3 separate regions of the Homo sapiens genome follow, and regions 1 and 2 are each linked to region 3. The links are chromatin loops, found by intact Hi-C in ENCODE. Cell type or tissue: HCT116. All regions are shown on one strand. Each heading gives the region's core, and the rest is flanking DNA. Links, peaks and the distances in the headings are about the cores only.

What was found. Peaks named below come from ENCODE experiments on the same cell type or tissue, not always from the same donor. Only the 100,000 strongest peaks of a DNase experiment are listed, where the experiment ranks them.
Region 1: a loop joins it to region 3, with 5 times the contacts of the local background. A loop is called at or near these places in 5 of 110 quality-filtered maps.
Region 2: it touches region 3 in a loop (9-fold over the local background); 19 of 110 quality-filtered maps call a loop at or near these places.

What each region holds. Positions count from the first base shown.
Region 1 is chr1:166,475,195-166,482,645 of GRCh38, forward strand. It overlaps LINC01675 (long intergenic non-protein coding RNA 1675), which reads right to left. Exons shown (of 3, transcript NR_146890.1): 2 at 1,687-1,775; 3 at 578-1,010. It also overlaps the pseudogene FMO7P. Among named protein-coding and RNA genes, the nearest start is that of LINC01675, 11 kb to the right of the region's middle. In HCT116, for the core only: a CTCF peak has its summit at 4,039 (motif pointing left); a DNase peak (open chromatin) is centred at 4,047; H3K27me3 peaks cover 287 bases.
Region 2 is chr1:165,921,205-165,928,655 of GRCh38, forward strand. No RefSeq gene overlaps it. Among named protein-coding and RNA genes, the nearest start is that of MIR3658, 17 kb to the left of the region's middle. RefSeq lists a silencer at 7,069-7,178. In HCT116, for the core only: a CTCF peak has its summit at 3,699 (motif pointing right); a DNase peak (open chromatin) is centred at 3,677.
Region 3 is chr1:167,055,262-167,062,712 of GRCh38, forward strand. GPA33 (glycoprotein A33) reads right to left here. Exons shown (of 7, transcript NM_005814.3): 5 at 469-588. It overlaps GPA33-AS1 (GPA33 antisense RNA 1), which reads left to right. Exons shown (of 6, transcript XR_922249.3): 2 at 3,046-3,166; 3 at 5,367-5,485; 4 at 7,410-7,451. Among named protein-coding and RNA genes, the nearest start is that of GPA33-AS1, 6.3 kb to the left of the region's middle. RefSeq lists an enhancer at 1,947-2,066. In HCT116, for the core only: CTCF peaks have their summits at 2,173 (motif pointing left), 4,064 (motif pointing left) and 5,441; DNase peaks (open chromatin) are centred at 2,200 and 4,080; H3K4me3 peaks cover 1,020 bases; H3K27ac peaks cover 585 bases.

The DNA.
Region 1 (7,451 bases), core at 1,330-6,329, 580 kb before region 3:
AGAAATGGGCACATAAATACAATATTTTTCATGAAATTTCAGAAGATTAAATCTCCTGGTTTAGAAATACTGCTCACTGATTTAGAGGCAATAGTGTGTTTATTTGCAAAAGCTTATTCCCTATATAGCGGTCTTTTGTGAATATGTGTGTATATCAACAATACAACTTTCTCACTTGGCATTTTCTTTGCAGAAAGGCAGAGTATTGTTAAAATTCCCTTTTCGGAGCCATCTCTTTCTGGATTAAATGAGTTAGTGCAGATAGAATACTTAGATTGGTGGCTTTCCTAAGGTAAACACTAACCATTAACAGTCATTATCCTCATTTCTCTACACTCATGGAACCTTAAATTTGGAAAGGCTATGCCATATCTCTCTAGAAATTCATTTTTTCTGATAGATGGATATCTAGTCCCTGCTTGATTACTTCCCACAACAGGTTGCTTACAACCTCACAGGAAAATCTAATTTAGTGTTAGACAGCATTTGATGACTCTGTGGCATAATCCCCAAAACAACAACTGTTGAACATGTATGTGTCCGTACATTTATCCATCTCTCATGTGTCAGTTTATCCCTATGTTCTTCTATTTGAAAGACTTAAAATCAAGGGTGTATTGGCATATATATCTGCTTCGTAAGCTATATTACCAAGGGAAAAAAGGTCAAGCATCAGCTATAAAGAAAAAAAATAACTTATTTATTACACATCACTCAATTTTCACAAAAATTGTGAAAGAACTTTAAATGAGATGGTAAATCTCACCAAAGATTTTTACACATAGGAAGATCTAAAAAAAAATGATTACTCAGAATTCACTTTTCTTGAAATCTGTGAAGTAAACAGCATGATCTCTGTTGGTTCCAATCCAGTCCTCTGGTTTCAGAAGGAGGTAGAAGGAGCTGGCATGTGACACCCATATTTGTCCTTTGGTTCTCAGATAAAGATGTGCAGTATGAGGAAGCATCCTGGTTTCTCTTGCACTGGCCAATGGAACATTGTGGTGAGGCTGAGGGGAAGCAAAGGTCATCTGTCTCTGGCACAGTTATGGGCTGCAGTGGTCATCAGACTGACCCTCATTTACCTAGGTATGTAACTTTCCTATCTTGGGGAATCCTAATGGTGGAGGGATGATTTATGCAAAGCAAAGGAAATGCCTCTCCTTTATAACAGTCTGTGGTTAAGTAAAACAAATTTAAAATTATCTTGACAATGTCAAACAATAAGTCACTAACCCAAATAAATAACCCCTTTTAGAAGAAAACCTGACTTCTGTAGAGATTTCAGTTTTATAAAGGAAAAAGCCTGTTAGAATCAGAATGTCCAAGCCCAAACCAAAAATAGCACTTACTTTTCAACAAAGGTATCTATCTGTTTTACCCCCCTCTAAGTGTTGTCAGACTACACTTAAAGGATTATGTTCTGTTCTCATTTTAAATTTATTTTTAAAAATTTATTTATTTATTTTTTATTGTACTCTTTGAAGTGTTTCACTTTGAAGGAATGGTGACAAAAGGGAACTTCATTAAAGGAGAACAATAAGAATATTAAAGAGATAAATGCAGCTTGGTGAACATTTAAAAACCACTAAAGTTATTTAACCTGAGAGGGACATTCACTGGGGGAGGAGGACACTCACGGAGGGAGGAAGAGGAGCAGGATAGCTGTGTTTGACCACAACTCACCATCATATAAAAGATGGAGTCAACACGATGTGTGTTCTTGTTGAGCAAAACAAGTAGTGGATAGAGGCTCCAGGAAGGTCGACTTGGATCTAAATAAGAAGGGATTTCCAACAAGAAGTAATGATCTAAAATGAAACGGTCTGCCTTGTGAAGTAGTAGATTTCCTAATTAAGGAAATATTTAAGCAGAAACTAATGATCATTAATGAGGAGTTTATAGATCAATGGTTCTCAAACTTTAGTATGGCAAGAATCACCCAAAGTCCTTGTTAAATCAGATTATTAGTTCCAACTCCCCAAAATTCCAATTCAACATGTGTGGAGTGGGTCCTCTGAATTGAATTTGCCTTTGCCTAAGTTCTCTGGTGCTGCTGCTGCTGCTACTGCCGGTCTGTGGGTTAATTTTGCATAGCAAGTCTCTGCTAATATATGATGTAAAATTGGACCAGATGGACTCATTTTCCAATTTTGAGAGTCCATGATGATAATGATAGAAAAAACATAGTATGCTGTATGGATTTGGGTATTACCAAAATGAACTTGCTCTGTGAAAATGTATATAAAATAACTTCATGTGTTTACTATGGTAAATAAGATTTCTGTTAGTATCAGTTAATGTTGGTGTAACATAGAGCAGTGGTCTCCAATCTTTTTGGCACCAGGGAAGAGTTTTGTGGAAGACAATTTTTCCACAGAGTGGGGTGGGGTGGGGATGATTTGGGGAAGATTCAAATGCATTACACTTATTGTGCACTCTATTTCTATTATTATTACATTGTAATATATAATGAAATGATTATCCAATTCACCATCATGTAGAATCAGTGGGAGCCCTGAGCTTGTTTTCCTGAAACTAGATGGTCCCATCTCAAGGGATAGGAGACAGTAACAGATCATTAGATATTAGATTCTCATAAGGAGCATGCAACCTAGATCCTTCACATGTGCAGTCCACAATAGCGTTTGCACTCCTGTGAGAATCCAATGCCACCACTGATCTGACAGGAGGCAAAACTCAGGCAGTAATGCAAGCAATGGGCAGTGGCTGCAAATACAGATGAAGCTTTGCTTGCTAGTCCACCGCTCACCTCCTGCTGTGCAGCCCAGTTCCTAACAGGCCACAGACCAGTACCAGTCCATGGCCCACGGATTATGGATCTCTGACACAGAAGGACCAGTAGTAAAAGAAGTTGAACATGGTACTATATATAAATTCTAGTTATAAAATGGGTTTACTGTTAGACTGCACAAATGCAATGCAAAAGCTAAAGTAACCTTTGCATTTCTTGAATCTAAACAATTATTTTCCATTTATTTTCCTTAAATAGAGATTGAGAAATTCAAAGGCAAATATTTCCACAGTGAGAAATATAAAATTTAGAGGGATTTATGGGAAACAGAATCCTCATGACTGGCATTGGAAATTCTGGCTCTGATCTGGCTGTGGTGCTCAGCCACACTGCAAAGCAAGCCTATTTTCTTACAGCTGCATCTTGTTGTTGTGGTAATCCTCCACCTGCATGGAGAGGCACAAAGTATAGGATAACCAAGATTCAGGGGTTATTTTTATGGCTTCCCACTGAAAACACCTTATCTACACACAAGAGACAACAAAGGATTAAGTGTGTTGGCTGGGCCAAATGGATTCCCAGTAATCAGATCAGAAATATTCAGGTCGTTTGCTCTCTGCCAAGATCTCTACTAGTTAACACAGATATATTGTAGATGATTACATGGTTATTAAAAAAAATTACATTATAGGACTCCAGGCATTTGTGATCCCATTTATGGTTAAAAAAAAAAAAACCTATATATCTATGGTTATATGTGCATATGCAATTTCAAAAAAGATTCAAGTAACCGTTAACAGTGGCTTCCTCTGGGCATAAAGAATGGATATGCATGTGTGTGGCGGGGGGGTGAGGGGGTTATATATATTTTGTTAACAGATCGAGAGTGAGATTACAATACTTAACTAGTGAAACAAAATATTCAGCAACTTTGATAATTAATTCAGACCATCACTCTGCTACTCCTAATGACAAGGTTTAGAAATATAGCTACAACTGGCAAAGAAGATTTGGGGAGATTTAGAGTGATCTAGATAGGCGGTTTAAATACTGCAAATTTTCCAAACTGTTATTTGACAATGCACTGACTTTGAAGTCTCTGAACAATCTGTGAACAGTAGTTGTGTTCATTTAATGTGGTTAACAAGGGGTAGATAGATCAGCTGTTGGCTATGTGCTAAACAATTTCACAATAATTAATTTGTACCAGGGGAGCTAAGACACCAAGGTAATTTACCTAAACCAAGGGTCAGTTTTGTCAATGTGCAAGTCCGCCCTCTGCTGGCCATTCTGGGAAAATCACAGCTATTTTATAGCAACTGTAGTTATCTCTGATGGTCCAGATCATTCTTTCAAGAGTACTTATTATTCACCTACTGTGTGCCAGGTACATTATCATACATGATACAAGTGTCTGTTGTATGATTCTCTTTACTTTTTTGCATGTGTAAAATATTTTATCACTAAAAATATCCAATGTAAAGAGCAAAAAAAGTCTGAAAAATACGACAAATAAAACAATATTATTTTAAAGAAATTCTGATAGTAGTTCTTTGAGCCAATTAAATGAGGTTAAATTCCTGTAATCAATAAAATATTATAGCATCTTAAAGCTTGGCATTGCTGAAGAAATTATTTAGTTCAACCCCCATATTTTACAGCCAAGAAAACTGAGGGTCCAAGACATTAATAGTTAGTGTAAAGGAAGGCAGGAAATTACTTAAAAGGCTCGTACTAAAATCGACATCTCCTTCCTAGAAGATTTGCTTACATTTCAACCTAAGAATAAAAGAAATAATCAACTTTTTTTTTCTTTTTACAGATGTAAGCAATGATCACTGACTTGACAAAGGAAATGCATAGGGATTAATTTAAATGGTTTGTGTAGAGATATTTATTTAGGGTTCATTCACACAGAAGCAAATTGCTTAAGCATGAAATTGGATGAGGATACTAGAGAGTGAATTGAGAAGTAAAAGTGAGGGAAGCTGATCCCAGCCCTTTGCAAATTTAAGATTTAGGATCCCCAGCTTGGAAATGGTTATGCTAATTAAGGACTGAAGACTGGCAGAGTTTAGAAGATCAAGAAGGTGAGAGAGCCCAGGAGCACCAGGCACTGCTGGGGTTTAGATAGGTAAAGGACAAAGTACTTGATCTTGTGAAGCCTATAGATTAGCAGGAAAAGTACATAGTCACACCACCAAAGATTGTAAAGTGTTAGTTTTCCAAGTCTTTTTTTTTTGAGACGGAGTCTCTCTGTTGCCCAGGCTGGAGTGCAGTGGCGTGATCTCAGCTCCGCTCACTGCAAGCTCCGCCTCCCGGGTTCACGCCATTCTCCTGCCTCAGCCTCCCGAGTAGCTGGGACTACAGGCACCCGCCACCACTCAGTATTTATTGGCCCTTACTTTACAGATAATTCTAACCATGGGTTGTCTGGTTTGACAGGCCAGAACCACAAGTGAGAAGGGAAATACTGCTGGCTGCAGATTCAGTGACAAGAGCTATAATAATGAACAACACAGGGAGGAGTCATTAAAACTGCATTATAGCATTTGAGCAGTAATTAAGGTGCTTAATGATCAGAATAAGCAATAAAAAAGGTTAAGTTATGTTCGTTGCACACTGTTTAAGAAATGAGACAAGAGCTTAATCAATTTTAGAAATATTTTAATCAAAACAAAGTGAAAAAGTAAAGAAATTGTAAAAGAAGTATTTTCTTAACTGTATAAATGTAAGTTTCCTCAACATCCTGATAATATGACAGTGCCAGACAAATGAGACTTTGCTATATGCTATATGATTGTGTGCCAATCATCACCACTATGTGAAATTCAGCTAAATATCTCAGAACAAAGAGAACCAGGGGTTGTGATAAATGCTAGATCAGAGCTGAGAATGAGTCCCCAGAGCCAGCTTTTATAGGTGCCTCTGTCTTGTGCTAGTGTAGACAGGCTGTGCTTAAGGCCCTACCGTGGAAAGACAGGTGAAGATGTTTCCAGTGGAAGACCAGAGCTTTGCCTTCCTGGCTTTTTACTTTTCTTAGTATGAGATCAACCTCATATAGGGAGAGTGAAGGAAGAGGAAAGGAGGAGGAAAAGGAGAACCCTGGAGTCCAAATCTTTCCTAGAGACCATTTTTTAATACATCTGTAGAAACAGAAGGGGAAAAAAGAGTATTCAATAACATTTTCCAGAATGAATAAATGGATAAGTAAATGAAGTGAGACAAATACTAATATGAGCCATCTTCCCCAGTTTTGAAGATTTCTCAACTCTCAATGACAGTGAGAGCTTAGCGACAACCTTCCCAAAACATCCATTTCTGTCAGAATAATGATCAAACCCAATGTGAAAGAATTCACGGAAATAGCTGCCACTTTTTAACACCGTAGCACTGTGGAGAATGTTGATGTCATCTTTGCCAAATAACACACCTTCTCATTTCCTTTCTTTGAAGATTCTGTGAATATCACTGATAACCAGATATTCCTATACAATTAGGTATTCCCACTTCATGTGGAAAAAGTGACTTTGGTTGTTGTTGTTAATGCAGCCATCGGGAGCTGTAATGCCAACAAGGAAATTCCAAACTCTCTGGGCCACCTGAGTGTTAAAAGGTAACACAGTTAAAAGGAATGAATTCTTGTGGCTTCCTTTTTGCTACAGCCAGCCACCTTGAACCAAAGGAGCATTAAAATTGAGTCAGTTTAAATGAAAGAATGGGTCAATTACAACCGAAATTACTGTTCACTAACTTTGTTTAAAATAATTTTTTTATCCAGATAAATTTTATTTAGCTTAAAGGCAATAACAGGGACACATCTTCCTTTTTTAAAATTATTTTTGGAGAATTTAGAAAGGCCCGAAAAGCCTAAAAAATTGTTATCAAGGGTGGGAAACTCATTCATAACAATTTTTACAAAACTGAGAGAATCCCCCATCCTGGTACACACTTTCTGGGCTCTCCCACAGCACAAAACCAGGATAGTCCAGAATCAGCCGCCAGCATCAGCATCACTCCAGGGCCCTGGGTTCCATTTAGAACTTGTACTAAAATTATTTTGGGGATGAGATTTCTCCTTCATTCTTTTTCTTTTTATCTATTTTGTGGAACAGACAGTAATTGAGGAGCCAGAGAAGGAAAAACATGCCATTCTCAGCAATTCTCTTTAAAAATATAGGAATAAAAACTCCCATTTATATTGCTAACAGGGAAAGAAAAAAGTCAGGTCTTCATTTTCTTTCTAGAACTCTTCTTTTAGGTCCTTTCAATTAGCTTTGGAGAAGCTCAGAACTCGCACTCCCACGCTTTTACTTTCCTGGAACTATACTCCTTGGCCTTTCCTAAACCTTTCCTTATCCTGTGTTTGCCTTCATAGGACTGAACACAGTCCGGTCCTCCATGGAGAGGATGGCTGACATGGTCCAGAGAATAGAGGCCACAGGGAAAAGTAGGGTCCTTCACCACAGGCAATTACTGAATTTATGGGCTTAGGGGTGTGTGGTCAAATCCATAAGTCAGATTTTAGATAGAACTTCTAATGTCAGGAAGGCAGTTTTCAGGAATGCTAAAAAAAAAAAAAAAAAAAAAAAGAAAGAATACAAAACTCCTTATTGCAGACACTTACTCTGCCCTTGGTTTTTATATTCAGGTATAATTTGACTATCTTACAAGCCAAGAGAAAACTTTTTTCATA
Region 2 (7,451 bases), core at 1,330-6,329, 1.1 Mb before region 3:
TTTGTGTGTGTGTGTGTGTGTGTGTGTGTGTGTGTGTGTATGTGTGTGTGTTTTTGACGGAATCTCGCTCTGTTGCCCCAGCTAGAGTGCGGTGGCATGATCTCGGGTCACTGAAACCTCCACCTCCTAGGTTCAAGCAATTCTGCTGCCTCAGCCTCCTGAGTAGCTGGGATTACAGGCACCCACCACCACTACTAATTTTTGTATGTTTAGTAGAAACGGGTTTCACTATGTTGGCCAGGCTGGTCTTGAACTCCTGACCTCAAGTGATCTGCTTCCCTTTGCCTCCCAAAGTGCTGGGATTACAGGTGTGAGCCACCACTCCCAGCCACAAAAGTTTTTCTCTTGTGTTGTCTTCTAAAAGTTTTATAGTTTTAGGTGGGTTTTTTTTTTATTTTTTTTCATTCTGTCACCCAAGCTGGAGTACAGTGGCGCAATTATGGCTCACTGCAGCCTTGACCTCCTGGGCTCAAGTGATTCTCCTGCCTCAGCCTCCTGAGTACCTGGGATTGCAGCTGTGCAACACAATGACTGGCTAAGTTTTTGAGTTTTTGAGACAAGGTCTTGCTATGTTGTCTAGGCTGGTCTCAAACTCCTGAGCTAAAGCAATCCTTCTGCCTCAGCCTCCCAAAGCGCTGGCATTACTGGCCTGAAACACTGCACCTGGTAAGTTAATTTTTTAAGATGGTGTGAGGTAATATCATTATTTTACATGTGCTATCCATGTGTTTTAGCACCATAATTGAAGACTGTCCTTTCTCTTTTGAATTGCCTTTGCTCCTTTGTGAAAAAGTCATTTGTCCATATATGTGGGTCTGTTTCTAGACTCTGTTCCATTGATTTGTCTATCTTGACATCTATACCACACTGTCTTAATTACTGTAGCTTTATAATAAATCTTGAAATCTAGTAGTGTCAGCTCTCCAACTTTATTTTTTGTCAAAATCGTTTTGGCAGTTCTGAGTTCTTTGCATTTCTATATAAATTTTAAAGAATCAGCTTGTCAATTTCTACAAAAAATGCTGGGACTTTAATTGGGATGGTGTTGAATCCATAGATCAATTTGGGGACAGCTGACATTTTAACAGTGTTATGTCTTTTGATTTATGAACAAGATATATCTATCCATTTATTTTGGTCTTTAAAAGTGTCTCAGCAATGTTTTATTGTTTTAAATGTATAAGTCTTAAATATCTTTTATCAGATGTATCCCTACATATTTTATATTTTATGATGCTATTGTGAATAGTATTTTTTTAGAAGTCCAACTTAACGATTGTTTATTGCAAGCATATAAGAATACAATTGATTTTTATATATTGGTCTTTTATTCTGCAATCTTGCTAAATTCACTATTTTTAGAGTGGTGTTAGAAGACAGCAGAGAGAAAACAGTGGTTCAACCTATCCTGTTTAACCAAAAGTTGAGATTTTTTATGTTCACTTTTATCCTCTTTTTAGGGTTGAAAATTACACACATTATATTTTTCTTACTTTAGTGGCCATCTTTTAAAATTGACATGGATAGTTGACAAAATCTGAATTTAATCAGTATTTCTCTCCTCTTCCTAAACAATATGAAAGCTTTGAAAGCTTAAACTCTGACCACTCTGTCTATCTTACATGTTATTGATGTTAAGTATTATAGTTCCACCTTGCTTTTATATTCTTGACATTAGTTACGATTACTGTTTTATCCTGTCAGTGCTCATTTAGATTTTCCCAGATTATTACTAATGACTTTGTTCACTATTTTATTTTGCATTGTCAATCTTGGTTATGGATTCAGTTTTCTTCATAACACACATTTTTTTCATAATTATTTGTCAGAATTATTAGTGGGACACTCTTTGTTGGAAAATGCCTTTTTTTACCCTCATTCTTGAGTTATAATTTAGCTGTTTCTCTCAACATTTTGGATAGATTGGTCTTCTGTTTTCTGTCTTTTAAAAAGATTTCTCTTTGATGTTTTGCAATTTCTTATGATGTGTTGAAATGTGGATTTATTTTTATTTACCCTACTTAGGGCATGTGCTTCCTGAAGGCGAGTTCTATGTGTTTCATCTATTCTAGAAAATTTATAGCTATTATCTTTTCTAATGTTGCCTTCTCACTTTTCTCTCTGTTTTCTATCTTTTGATCTGTGGTTCCATGTACATAGGACCTTTTGCTCTTTCTTCTAAGTCTCTTACTCTCTTATTTTATTTTTAATCTGTTTTTTGTTTGTTTGTTTGTTTGAGACAGGGTCTCACTCTATAGCCCAGGCTGAAATGCAGTAGAGTGATCATGGCTTGCTGCAGCCTCAACCTCCTGGGCTCAAGTGATCCTCCCACCTCAGCCTCCTAAGTAGCTGGGACCACAGGCGTGAGCCGCCATGACCGGTTAATTTTTGTATTTTTTGTAGAGATGGGGTTTCACTATGTTGCCCAGGCTGGTCTCGAACTCCTGGACTCAAGCGATTTACCCATCTTGTCCTCCCAAAGTGATGGGATTATTGATATGTACCACTGTGCCCTGCCTTATTTTTAATCTTTTTATCTCTCAAGCTACATTGTAGCTAAGCTCCTTAGATCATTTCCAATTTAGTTACTCGCTCTTCACCCATGTTTAGTTTGCTGTTTAAAACTTACCAAGTTTTTAATTTCAGTGACCATATTTTTGGCTTTTAGAAAAACCATTTCATTATAGTCCAAATCTGCTTGTTGATTTTTGATTGTGTTTTATACTAATGTTTTAAATTGCTATTCTTGGCCCTTGTCTAATGTCATTTTCTTATATGCTCAGCTATGCATTAAGCAGGACTTCATTATTATTATCTTTTTTGTATTTTATGTGGAACTTGTAGGTATTTTGTAGCAGGAAGGTTTTCTGGTTATCTGAACCATGATAATGAAAAAAAAAAAAGTGTCTCATTGGTTTTTTCAAACTTTCTCCTCCAGAGAAATTCTGCTTTGTTCACAGCATCAAATGTTGCTTGGAGTTCTAAAACTTCCATTGTTCTTTGTATGTGAAGCATGCTGGGATGCCTGGGCGGTGGAGTGTTACTTCACATTAAATTGTGGGCTCCTTTACGGTCAGCAACTGTGTTTCCTGTATCTCATGTGTCCTGGCAGGGTACTTGCCACGTAGTCAGTGCCTGATAAACAGTTGGCTGATTTCCTTATTTGACTTTTGCTTTAGAGCCAGACGCCTCGCTAGCAGAGATGCACACGTTTTTTTGTTTTGTTTTTTTTTTTTTTTGAGATGCAGTCTCGCTCTGCCGCCAGGCTGGAGTGCAGTGGTGCAATCTCGGCTCGCTGCAAGCTCCGCCTCCCGGGTTCAAGCGATTCTCGTGCCTCAGCCTCCCGAGTAGCTGGGATTACAGGCGCGCACCACCACGCCCAGCTAATTTTTGTATTTTTAGTTGAGACGGGGTTTCACCATGTTCGCCAGGATGGTCTCGATCTCTTGACCTCGTGATCCACTCGCCTCGGCCTCCCAAAGTGCTGGGATTACAGGCGTGAGCCGCCGCGCCCGGCCCGAGATGCACATGTATTTTTAAAGAGTTCCATTGATAACTGAGTTTCTCCTGACCAGAAGGTGGACTGTGGCCTAGGCATGGCAGTGCCTCCTGATTGGCTTTGGAAGCTCAGCTCCATCTGTGGTCCGTTATTCTTAAAAGTGGCCACTAGAGGGTGAGAATGAGCCACAGCACAGCAAAGTCCTGTTTTAACCTTCAGAACAGCTGGAGGACGGTCAATTCAAACACACTAGAGAGCACCTATCATGTGCCAGGTACTGTGCCAAGCCCTCCCTGCCTTCCAGGACCTCATAAATGGCCAGTGGCCCCTCACATATAGACACAACTCTTGTACAAGGCAGAATGGAATGTGCACAAAGAGGTACAATCCCAACTCCTAGATCTAGGGGGTCTCAACAAGGAGGAACTGTGGGTGGCTTTCCTGTAGAACTCAGATTGGTCAGTCTGTGAGAAGGAAACTTACAGGACCTGCACCATCCACCCTCTCAGTCTCAGTCTCACCCACCTCTTCATACACCTGTTTCATGTGCATATGGCTTTACTGTTGCCTGCCAGAGACCACCCAGGCTTTGCAGTAGACTATTTGCATAACCCTGGACTAACCACTCTCTAATCTTTAATCTCTTTATTTAGGGATGATAATATCAAGTCCTTTCTACCTCATAGGATTGTGTCAGATTTAAGCAAAGTAATGAAGATCAAAGTACTTTTGAAAATTCATAAGTGCCATATATTTATGAAGCTTTAAAATAATTGTTAATATAAATTTCCCTAAAATGCCCTCAGAGTCTAGGAAGTTTGGGTGCACCATGGGCATTTACTGAATTAACTAGAATGTACACTCTTCCAGAAGAGGAGACCCACAGTAAGCCGAGGTATACCAGGCAGTTTCGGACAAATCTGAGAGCCAGGAAACAGCAGTGTCATTAAAGTGTTGGGCTGAACATTGTGCTCTGACACTCTCTGGGGAGGTGTCAGCCTGGCATCCAAGAAGGGTGGCCCTGTGGGAGGGTTATGCTCCAGACTGTGGAGAGGGGCACTTTCCTTTTCCGGGCAGGGACCCTGAGGAAGAGGAGATTAAGAATGGGTGTGGTATGATGCTGCTCTAACCCCTGAGATAAGCTTCCGAGAAGAAAAGCCACTGTCACTCACTTTTCAGGACCAATAAAGGAACTGAATGGTAGAGAGAGCTTTGCCATCTTCTCTCATGCTTGAGGAAAGGAGACTGACCCCTTCTCAAGGTGATGGGAGACTTAAAGTGCCTGTTCATGATTGGTGGCATGAGAGGGGAGGAGGAAAGACTGGAAATGTCAGTCACCATGCTTATCGCCTGCTGCGCCAAAGAACACCCCAGCGAGATCCTTAGGGCCATTTTCTTTCAGAGTCTATTTTAAAAATGTCTTTATTGATTTGATCAAACTGGTGTTTTTAAAACTTCAGTTAAGGTGAGCTTTCCATGCACACACATTGGTGTGTGTGTGTATGTGCATGTGTCAGGGGGCTGCTGGGGTGGGAATGGGGACCAAAGAGAGACTATTTTTAGAATAGCATTTCCTCTGAGGGGGTTTTAACCTGTTCTCTGCTGTTTTATGTTAGAGATTTATTTGATCATGCAGTCAACAACAGCACCAACAGCACCATCTGGTTTGCTAATAGATATTTTTTTTTTTCTGTTTCAGCCTTTATTTTAGAATTGGGGGTACCTGTGCAGGTTTGTTACAAAGGTATATTGTGTGATGCTGAGGTTTGGGGTATGACTGAATCCATCACCCAGGTAGAGACCATAGTACCCAATGTGTAGTTTTTCAGCCCCTGCGCCCCTCCCTCAGTCCCTCCTCTAATATTCCCCAGTGTCTGTTGTTGGCATTTTTATGTCCATGTATATGCAATGTTTAGCTCCCACTTATAAGTGAGAACATGTGGTATTTGGTTTTCTGTTTCTGTGTTACTTCACTTAGGATAATGGCCTCTAGCTGCATCTATGTTGATGCAAAGGACATGATTTTTTTTTTTTTTTTTTTGAGACGGAGTGTCGCTCTGTCCCCCAGGCTGGAGTGCAGTGGTGCAATCTCGGCTCACTGCAAGCTCCGCCTCCCAGGTTCACACCATTCTCCTGCCTCAGCCTCCCGAGTAGCTGGGACTACAGGCGCCCGCCACCACACCTGGCTAATTTTTTGTATTTTTAGTAGAGATGGGGTTTCACCGTGTTAGCCAGGATGGTCTCGATCTCCTGACCTCGTGATCCGCCTGCCTCGGCCTCCCAAAGTGCGGGATTACAGGCAGGAGCCACCGCGCCCAGCTGATTTTGTTCTTTTTTATGGCTGTGTAGTATTCCATGGCGAATATATACCACATTTTCTTTATCCAGTCCACTGTTGTTGGGCACCTGGGTTGATTCCATGTTTTTGCTATTGTGAATAGTGCTGCAGTGAACATATGGGTGCATGTATCCTTTTGGTAGAATGATTTATTTTCCTTTGGGCATATATCTGGTAATGGGATTGCTGGGACAAATAGTAGTTCAGCCTAACTTCTTTGAGAAATCTACAAACTGCTCTCTACAGTGGCTAGACTAATTTGCATTCTTGCCAACAGCATATGTGTTCCCTTTTCTCCATAGCCTTGCTAGCACCTGTTATTTTTTGACTTTTTAACAAAAGTCACTCTGACAGGCGAGAGATGGTATCTCATTGTGGTTTTGATTTGCATTTCTCTGATGATTAGTGTTGTTGAGCATTTTGTCATATGTTTGTTGGCTGGTTGTATGTCTTCGTTTTAGAAGTGTTTGTCCATGTCTTTTGTCAACTTTTAATGAGGTTATTTGCTTTTTGCTTATTGATTTAAGTTTTTATATCGATTTTGGGTCTTAGACATTTGTTAGATGCATAGTTTGTGAATATTTTCTTCCATTCTGTAGGTTGTCTCTTTACTTCCTCGATGGTTTCTCTTGCTGTGCAGAAGCTCTTTAGTTTAATTAGGTCCCACTTGTCAATTTTTGTTTTTGTTGCAGTTGCATTTGAGGACTTAGTCATAAATTCTTTGCCAAGGCCAATATTGAGAAGGGTATTTCCTAAGCTTTCTTTTAGGATTCTTATAGCTTGAGGTCTTACATTTAAGTCGTTAATCCGTCTTGAGTTATTGTTTGTATGTGGTGATAGGTAGGAGTCCAGTTTTATTCTTTTACCTATGTATAGCCAGTCATCCCGGCACCATTTATTGAATAGGGAATCTTTTCTCCATCGTTTATTTTTGTTGAGTTTGCTAATAGATATTTGATAATACAGAACTTGGATATGACTTTTGGACACACTTAGATGTGGAGATTTTTCTCTTGGTTGCATTTGTGTATGTGTGAGAATAAGGAGAAAGGACTAATACATGGTCATTTCTATTTGCTGCTGTAGCAGCAAGGAGAATCTGGCAGAGGTAGACTGTGTGTGTGTGTGTGTGTGTGTGTGTGTGTAAGTATTGGCCATGACACATTGACACATCCTGTAATGACACTATCTCCCATGTGCTTGTCATTCTCCAATGTGCTAGGCTTCAAAACCTCACCAGGGGGCGCAATTGTAATTTCTCGCATTCATTTCGTTCATCAACCATTTATCTAGTTAGCCTCTACTGTATGCCTGTCACTGAAATGCATTGTTTTGTTTTAAACCTCATTTGAATCCTGTGAGGTAGATTGAATTACCCCTCTTTCCATAAAGGGAATTGAGCTTTAGGAGATGTTAAGTAAATTATGTCGTCAGCAATACATGGAGAAGCCGGAATTTGAACCCGTGTTTTTCTGCCTGCAGAATGTAAACCCAATACCCTTACACCCTGCTGCCTCCCCCATGTCATGCTATCTCAAAGACTGAGTTCTGTTCTCCAACCCTCTCCCTCCTGGATATCTTTACAGTGCTCGGCTCTCCACGGAGCTACTCCGT
Region 3 (7,451 bases), core at 1,416-6,415:
TTCTTCAGGATGGAGGTGCAGACAGAGACATATGGTCCACTTCACATCTTAACACTTTCCGGGCTACCCTGGCTCTGCAAAAGTCCTCAGATGTCAGCCCAGCCAGCTCTTTAAGCTAGATTTGGTGTCTCACCCCAGAAGGATGTGGTCCAGACTCTGCGGCAGCTGCCCTGGGCACTTCCTCCACGCCCACCGAGTGGTTCCTAGGCAGGTGGGACTGACAAAGCCTCTGAGTCCTAGAAGTCAGTCCTAGGTTCCACTTCCAAACACCAGTGGAACTGGACTGGCCTCAGAGTGAGGGGAGCCTGGGACAGAGTCATCCTGCCTAGGTCACCACAGCTAACCTGCAGGTGCGTGGCCCTAGAGAGGTTCCCCTATTCCTCCTCACGGTGGTCTCAGCTGACTTTCTGGACCCCCACCAGTTATCCTGTGGCGTTTGTCAGCCCTCCCCCCGCAGGCTGCTCTTACGAGATCTGACGGCCACCGTGATGTTGCAGAACTGCGTCCCCTCCTCATTGCTGGAGGTACAGATGTAGTAACCCGATGTGTCTGTGGAGATATTCTTCAGGGAGACAGGCTGACCTGAGGCTGCAGGGGAAGAAGAGTCAGGGTGAAGAGAGGCACTACAGTGGAGTGGAGACAGCCAGGAATGGGAGGTCTGGACTCCTTGGGAAGCACAACCTCTGCCACTGAGCTTCTTCAGGCCGGAGCCCCATGTCCACCTCCAGGGCTGCAGGACGCTTAAACCAGGCAGGGCCCACAATGTGAAGTGCTCAGAATTCAGTCAGGCACCCTGGGTTTGACACCTGGCTCTGCCACTTATTAATTTGTCTTTAGCAAGTAACTCAGCTTCATTCAACCTCCATTTCCTCATCTAAAATCAGAAATAATAGTACCTGCCTCACAGGGTACTTGCAAGCATAAAATGAGGTACTAATAATAAATATAAGCCCACAACAGAATGCCTGATATGTAGTAAGTGCTCAGGAAACATAATGCACATTATGTATTACATGAAAATGCTTTCTAATCAGAAGATATTATTACTTTTATGATCTTCAGAAACCAAATCTCTTAGCTTAGACTCATATGAAAGAAGCCTTTGGAAATCAAAAACTCTGATCTCTGGATTTCTGCCATGAGAGAGGTGTGTGGGGTGTATGTGTGTGTGTGTGTCTGTGTGTTATGTGGTGTGTGTGGTGTGTCAGTGTGTGTGGTGTGTCAGTGTGTGTGGTGTGTGGTGTGTCAGTGATGTGCAGCGTGTGTGTGCTGTGCTCTGTGAGAGTAGTGTGTGTATGGTATGTGGTGTGTGTGGCATATGTGTGGTATGTGTGTATGTGGTGTGTGTAGTGTGTGTGGTGAGTGTGTGATGTGTGTGGTGTGTGTAGTGTGTGTGGTACGGTGAGTGTGTGATGTGTCTGGTGTGTGGTGGGTGTGTGGTGTGTGTAGTGTGTGTGTAGTGTGTGATGTATGTGGTGTGTGTGGTGTGTGTATGGCGTGTGTGTGGTGTGTGTGGCATGTGTAGTGTGGTGCGTGTGGTGTGGTGTGTATGTGGCAGCGTTTGTAGTGTGTGTGGTGAGTGTGTAATGTGTGTGGTGTGTGTGTGGTGTGTGGTGTGTGTGGTGTGTGTAGTGTGTGTGCTGCATGTGGTGTGTGTGGTGTGTACTGTGTGTGGTGTGTGTGGCGTGTGTAGTATGTGTGGTGTGCAGTGTGTGATGTGTGGTGTGTGGTGGGTGTAATGTGTGTGGTGTGTGATGTGTGGTGTGTGTTGCATGTGTAGTGTGTGTGGTATGGGGGGTGGTGAATGTGTGTGCTGTTGGGGTGGGACGGAGGCAGACTGTCTAGACTCTTCCTCTACATCTGCCGCCACTTGAGCAAGCCATTTAACTTCTTTGAGCTGTAGGCTTCCTTCGGAAAGCAGGAGTGAAAACACCTGATCCTCCTGAATCGAAGAGAACGGACCAGAATATCTCATGGAAGACCTTTCCCCTCAATCTATCATCCTATGAATTTCTTCATCTTGAAAGCAAGAGCTTTGTGCTTGGGCATATGTATATGTCCTGCCATCCAAGATGCTTTGTTATAACTGCTATTTTGAGAGGAGCTGGAGACCTACCTCCTCTAATTTTGCTGCAGAGCCAGCCTTGCCTGATCCCTGCTGCCACCAGGTGGTTACACGCCATCCCTAAGAGACGCTCTAAATTGTAAATACGATCCTGTCACTGCTCTGTTCAGACATTTCAGGGGCTGCCCAGCAACCACTAGACGTAATCCTCAGTAACAAGTCCAAGCTTCAGGTCACAGATCTGGCCCTGTCAATCATACCAGCTTTGCCTCTTGCCACTTGGTGCTAGGGGCAAAACCAGGGGAGTTGTCCTCTCTCCGCCCCACCGTCACTTTCCTGCAAGATTGCATCTCAAGATTTTCCTTCTCCGGATGTGCTGCTCAGTACACATCCTCAAATGTGATGTCCTTTCATCCTTCCAGCAATCCTCAATATTTCAATCTCCAATTCATGGAGTTAACTGGAGGCTTAAAGAAGTTAAGTGAACTGCTCAAGGTCACAAAATTAAGAAATTATAAAACAGGAACAAAAATCCTGTTTCAGGTCTAGAACTCCCTGGAGCCATTGATAATTTTCTTTTAAAAATTTGTGGCCGGGTACATTGGCTCACGCCTGTAATCCCAGCACCTTGGGAGGCCAAGGCGGGCAGATCACTTGAGGTCAGGAGTTCGAGACCAGCCTGACTAACACAGTGAAACCCCGTCTCTACTACAAATATAAAAATTAGCCGGGCATGGTGGTGTGCGCCTCTAGTCCCAGGTACTTGGGAGGCTGAGGCAAAAGAATCGCTTGAACCTGGGTGGTGGAGGTTACAGTGAGCTGAGATCGCACCACTGCACTCCAGCCTGAGTAACAAAGCGAGATTCCATCTCGAAAAAAATATGTATAAAAATAAAATTTTGTATGATAAAAGCAATGTATGCTCCTTATAATAATTTATAAATGATATAAAACTATTATTTCAATTCAATTCAATACAGAAAATCTTTAGCTGCTGATCACAGCTATAAACGAGATGAGGAGGGTCCCTGTCCTCTTGGTGTTTCCAGTCTCCCAAAGAAGACAGACATGAAACAATGATGGTTACAGTTCAAGATGGAGGTACTATCTGAGCTTATGGCAAGGGGTTTTAATCTCATCCAAAGGGCCAAGGAATGCCTCTTTAAAGAAGAGAGAACAAATAAAAATCATTCATAATTCCATCACCTATAAATAACACTTTGATTTGGTGCTATTTTCTTTCAGTCTTTTCACTTGTACTTTCTTCAAATTCTTCCCTTGACCCCCAGGACACTACTCTCTGGATGCTCATTCTTCATAAAATGTGTCCCCTTCTATCCTAGAATTCCACGCCTCAGTATGTTTTCTGGAACATTGTTTACATGTGATATTAACATGCGGCATGGAGAAGGAGTCCCTAAAAAAGCAAGTTTAGGAATCACTGAGTTAGGATTAAGTAATCTTTCTAAGGGCAGCACTTTCAGAGCTCCTACAATGCTGTTGAGCACTGGGAACTTCTGACAGCGGGGTGTGGTATTCATGCTCTCATTTGCTAAATGAATCGGATTTGTTATTTTTAAGAGGCATCTTGAAGGAACACACTTTAGGAAATGCTCTATGGCCCTGGGCATACTTAGGAGGTCTAGAGCTCATAACAGATCCCCACCACTTAAGAGTGTGAAGCTCGGACTCTGGATTTAGTGTAGGCAGCACACTGCAGACAGTCAGGACTTTTTTAGTTGTCAGAGTCCAGCTTTGAGCTCTAGGCCTTGTTTAGGGTGGGGAACATGGGGTTTCCTAGTCCAATGAGTCAGCGCTATCCTCCCCCAGTTCCCTGATGCAAACCGTGTGCACTGGAAGCTGCTGGGATGAACCAGTGCAGGTCTTGTGCCACAGGACCTTCTTTGATTCCGAGTTGGGGCTCCCAAGCCCCTTTTCCTTCGGAAAGGGACTAGTAATTTCTGATATCCGGAGAAAACTAATGTTTCCGCTGCAGTGGCGACACCTTGTGGTCAGAAAGGGGAATGCACAGGACGGTCATACGCTTCCCACCTTCCTCTGCTCCAGCTGTGGAGAGATTCCCCTCAAGAGAACCTCCTGTCTCACCAAGACGCTAATGTCACGTTGACAAGACCTAACGTTTCCGCATCCCCCCAACCCCTACCCAATCCTGTAGCTTGTCGACAAGCCCCTGCTGCCACCTCTCTCTCACAAAGGGCCCTCACGATCCTCCTTGGACTGGTCCCCACCCTTCACAACCGCCTCCCCTTAAGTGCTCCAGGCCCCAGAACTACCCCCTCCCCCACTTCCTTGATATCCAAATTCCTGTTTCTTCAGTGCATGAAACTCAGCTTCCTGGGACACAGCTTACAAAGTCTGTTCAGAGCTATTACACATGGGATCTCCTCTCATCCTCTTCACAGCTTTTGGGGAATCCCAGTTTTTTTCAAAGGGCAGTACTAAGGGTCCGAGAGGCTGTGAGTGACTCACAGCTCCAAAGTGGAGAAGTCAGGACTTCTTGTTTCCTGATTCTGGATTCCCTGTTCTTTTCACTGCTAGCTTGTTTCCACTGAGGGTTTAGTCAAAGGAATGAATCTCTAATGTTGGAAATTGTCTTCAGATGTAGGAGAGCAGAGGTACCCTCCTCTCCAAATCGTCCATGGTGGACTGAAATGTTTTAAAAGCCAGAAATAATTTGGGCTGACCCACAGAGGAAGAAGAATTAGCAGATTCTCTCTATTTATTTTTTGTTTGTTTGTTTTGTGTTTTTAAGATAAGATCTGGCTCTAGTGCCCAGGCTGCAGTGGCACCATCTTGGCTCACTGCAACCTCTGCCTTCCAGGCCCAAGGATCTTCCCACCTCAGCCTCCCAAGTAGCTGGGACTACAGGCACACACCACCATGCCAGGCTAATTTTTGTATTTTTGGTAGAGACAGGGTTTCACCATGTTGCCCAGGTGGGTCTCGAACTCCTGTACTCAAGCGATCCACCCGCCTCAGCTTCTCAAAGTGCTGGGATTACAGGCATGAGCCACACTGCACCTGGCCAGAATTGGCAGATTCTCCAAGGCTCTGCAAAGCAGAGTGGAAACGAAGGCTTTGAGAACTCTGCCCTCACCCCGCAATGTCTCCAGATGCCAGGGCATGTTGTTATGGACATTAACCATATTCTTTTCTGTCACCTGCAGGTCCCCATTCTGACTCAGCAAATCTTAACTAGAGACAGGATAAAGCTTTCACAAATTAAAGCTTTCACAAATTAAAGAAGCAATTCTCTTTTCACCTCCTTTCCTGTCCTCAGGATTCTCCCTTTTGGATAATGAAAGAACTAAGTTTTGGCTTCTAACAACCAGAAGAGTCTCCCTGTGGAGGCAGGAGAGAACTGCAGCTGGGCTGCCCCTTTGTGAGGCTCCTCAGAAGGTACCCGTGGCTTACAGGGCAAAGACGAACCTCCCTAGCGTAACGCACAGGCTCTTCATGATTTCTCATCACTGTGTTTCTTAACAAGAGTATCTCCCACCATTCCTACACCTACACACGCACCCTACCCCTTAGCCACACCAGACAGTCATGATTCCTTCCTGTTCTCCATGCCAAGCCTCCTCATCCTTGAGGACCCAACTCAAATAACAGCTAATAACACTTAGCATTAAATGAGTGCTTACTGCCTACCAGGCACTAGTCTCAATGCTTCACATCTACTTTTATTTAATCTTCACAACCCTATGAAGTAAACACTAGCATTGTACCCATTTCATAGACATAGAACCTAAGGCACAAAGAAGCTGAGTCACTTGCCAAGGTCATACAGCTAACAAGTGTCCGAGCCAGGAGTCAAGCCCATGGCATGCTCTTAACCACTGTCGACTCCAATACCCACTCCTTGGAGAAACCTTCTTTGATCTTCTTATGCATCTTCTGTGTTACATCACCACTGGGTATAAAGCTATTATAGCATCTGCCACCTGTAACCTTCAGCTTTGGGTCTCCATATACACACTTTGCAGGAAAGAAGATCAGACACTACCAGTGTCCACAGCACACCTACCATGACCATGGCTGGAGTCACTAGACTATTCATAGGCCAGAGAGAGGAGGCCACAGAGCCCCCGGGGAGCTGCCAGGTGGTTTCAACAAAAATTCCAGACACACTCGATAAAAAGTTGCCAACCAGAAATACGTAAACACAACTGGAAGCTTGTTGAAAACCTACATTACATTGACCTATTTTAAGTTAGGTCGAGTGGATTCTACTAACTGTTTTTTTTTTTTTTTTTTTTTTTTTTTGAGACGGAGTCTCGCTCTGTTGCCCAGGCTGCAGGCTGGAGTGCGGTGGCGCGATCTCGGCTCACTGCAAGCTCCGCCTCCCAGGTTCACGCCATTCTCCTACCTCAGCCTCCGGAGTAGCTGGGACTACAGGCGTCCGCCACCACGTCCGGCTAATTTTTTGTATTTTTAGTAGAGACGGGGTTTCACCGTGTTAGCCAGGATGGTCTCGATCTCCTGACCTCGTGATCCGCCTGCCTCAGCCTCCCAAAGTGTCTACTAACTTTTTTAAGAAGTCGATTTGCCCCCAAACGAGTGATAAAGCTCTTCCTGGATTGAGTGCACCCCCAATGTGTGCATCCGTCCGGCTGGGCTTATCCAGGACACCAGATATTCTTCCCCCGGGTCCTCATCCCCACCCCCGGGGCACCTCATCTTCTCAGAAGAGCTGTGTGCCCTGCTGGCTTTGCTTTCCACCTCTGGCCTCCTTTTCCACCTACACTGAACTGAAAGACCTCCCAGAAGCTAAATCGGATGGACACCTTTCAGGCCTTGTCTTTCTTTTTAAAAAATATTTTATTTATTTTATTTTATTTTACTTTATTTTATTTTATTTTACTTTATTTTATTTTATTTTATTTGAGGCAGGGTCTCGCTCTGTCACCAAGGCTGGAGTGCAGTGGTGTGATCATGGCTCACTGCAGCCTCGACCTCCAGAGCTTAAGCAATCCTCCCACCTCAGCCTTCTGAGTAGCTGGGACTAAAGGGTGAGTCCTGCCATGCCCAGCTAATTTTTTAAAAATTTTGTTTGGAGACAGGGGTCTCACAATGTTGCCCAGACTGGTCTTGAACTCCTAGCCTCAAGTGATCCTCCTGCCTCAGCCTCCCAAAGTGCTGGGATTACAGGCATGAGCCACGGCACCCAGCAAGCCTTGTCTTTCTTGATCCTCAGGAGCAGGGGTGGCACTAGGGGCCCTGGGACTCCACCAGGGTATTTCCACACCCATTGGCTCTGGGTGTGGAAAGGATGGTAGGATTTTTATATAGCTCTTTCTTTTTTTTTTTTTTTTTTTTTCAGTTTCCTGACTGAAAGGTCCAATACCAAGCTGCCCAGTACAAA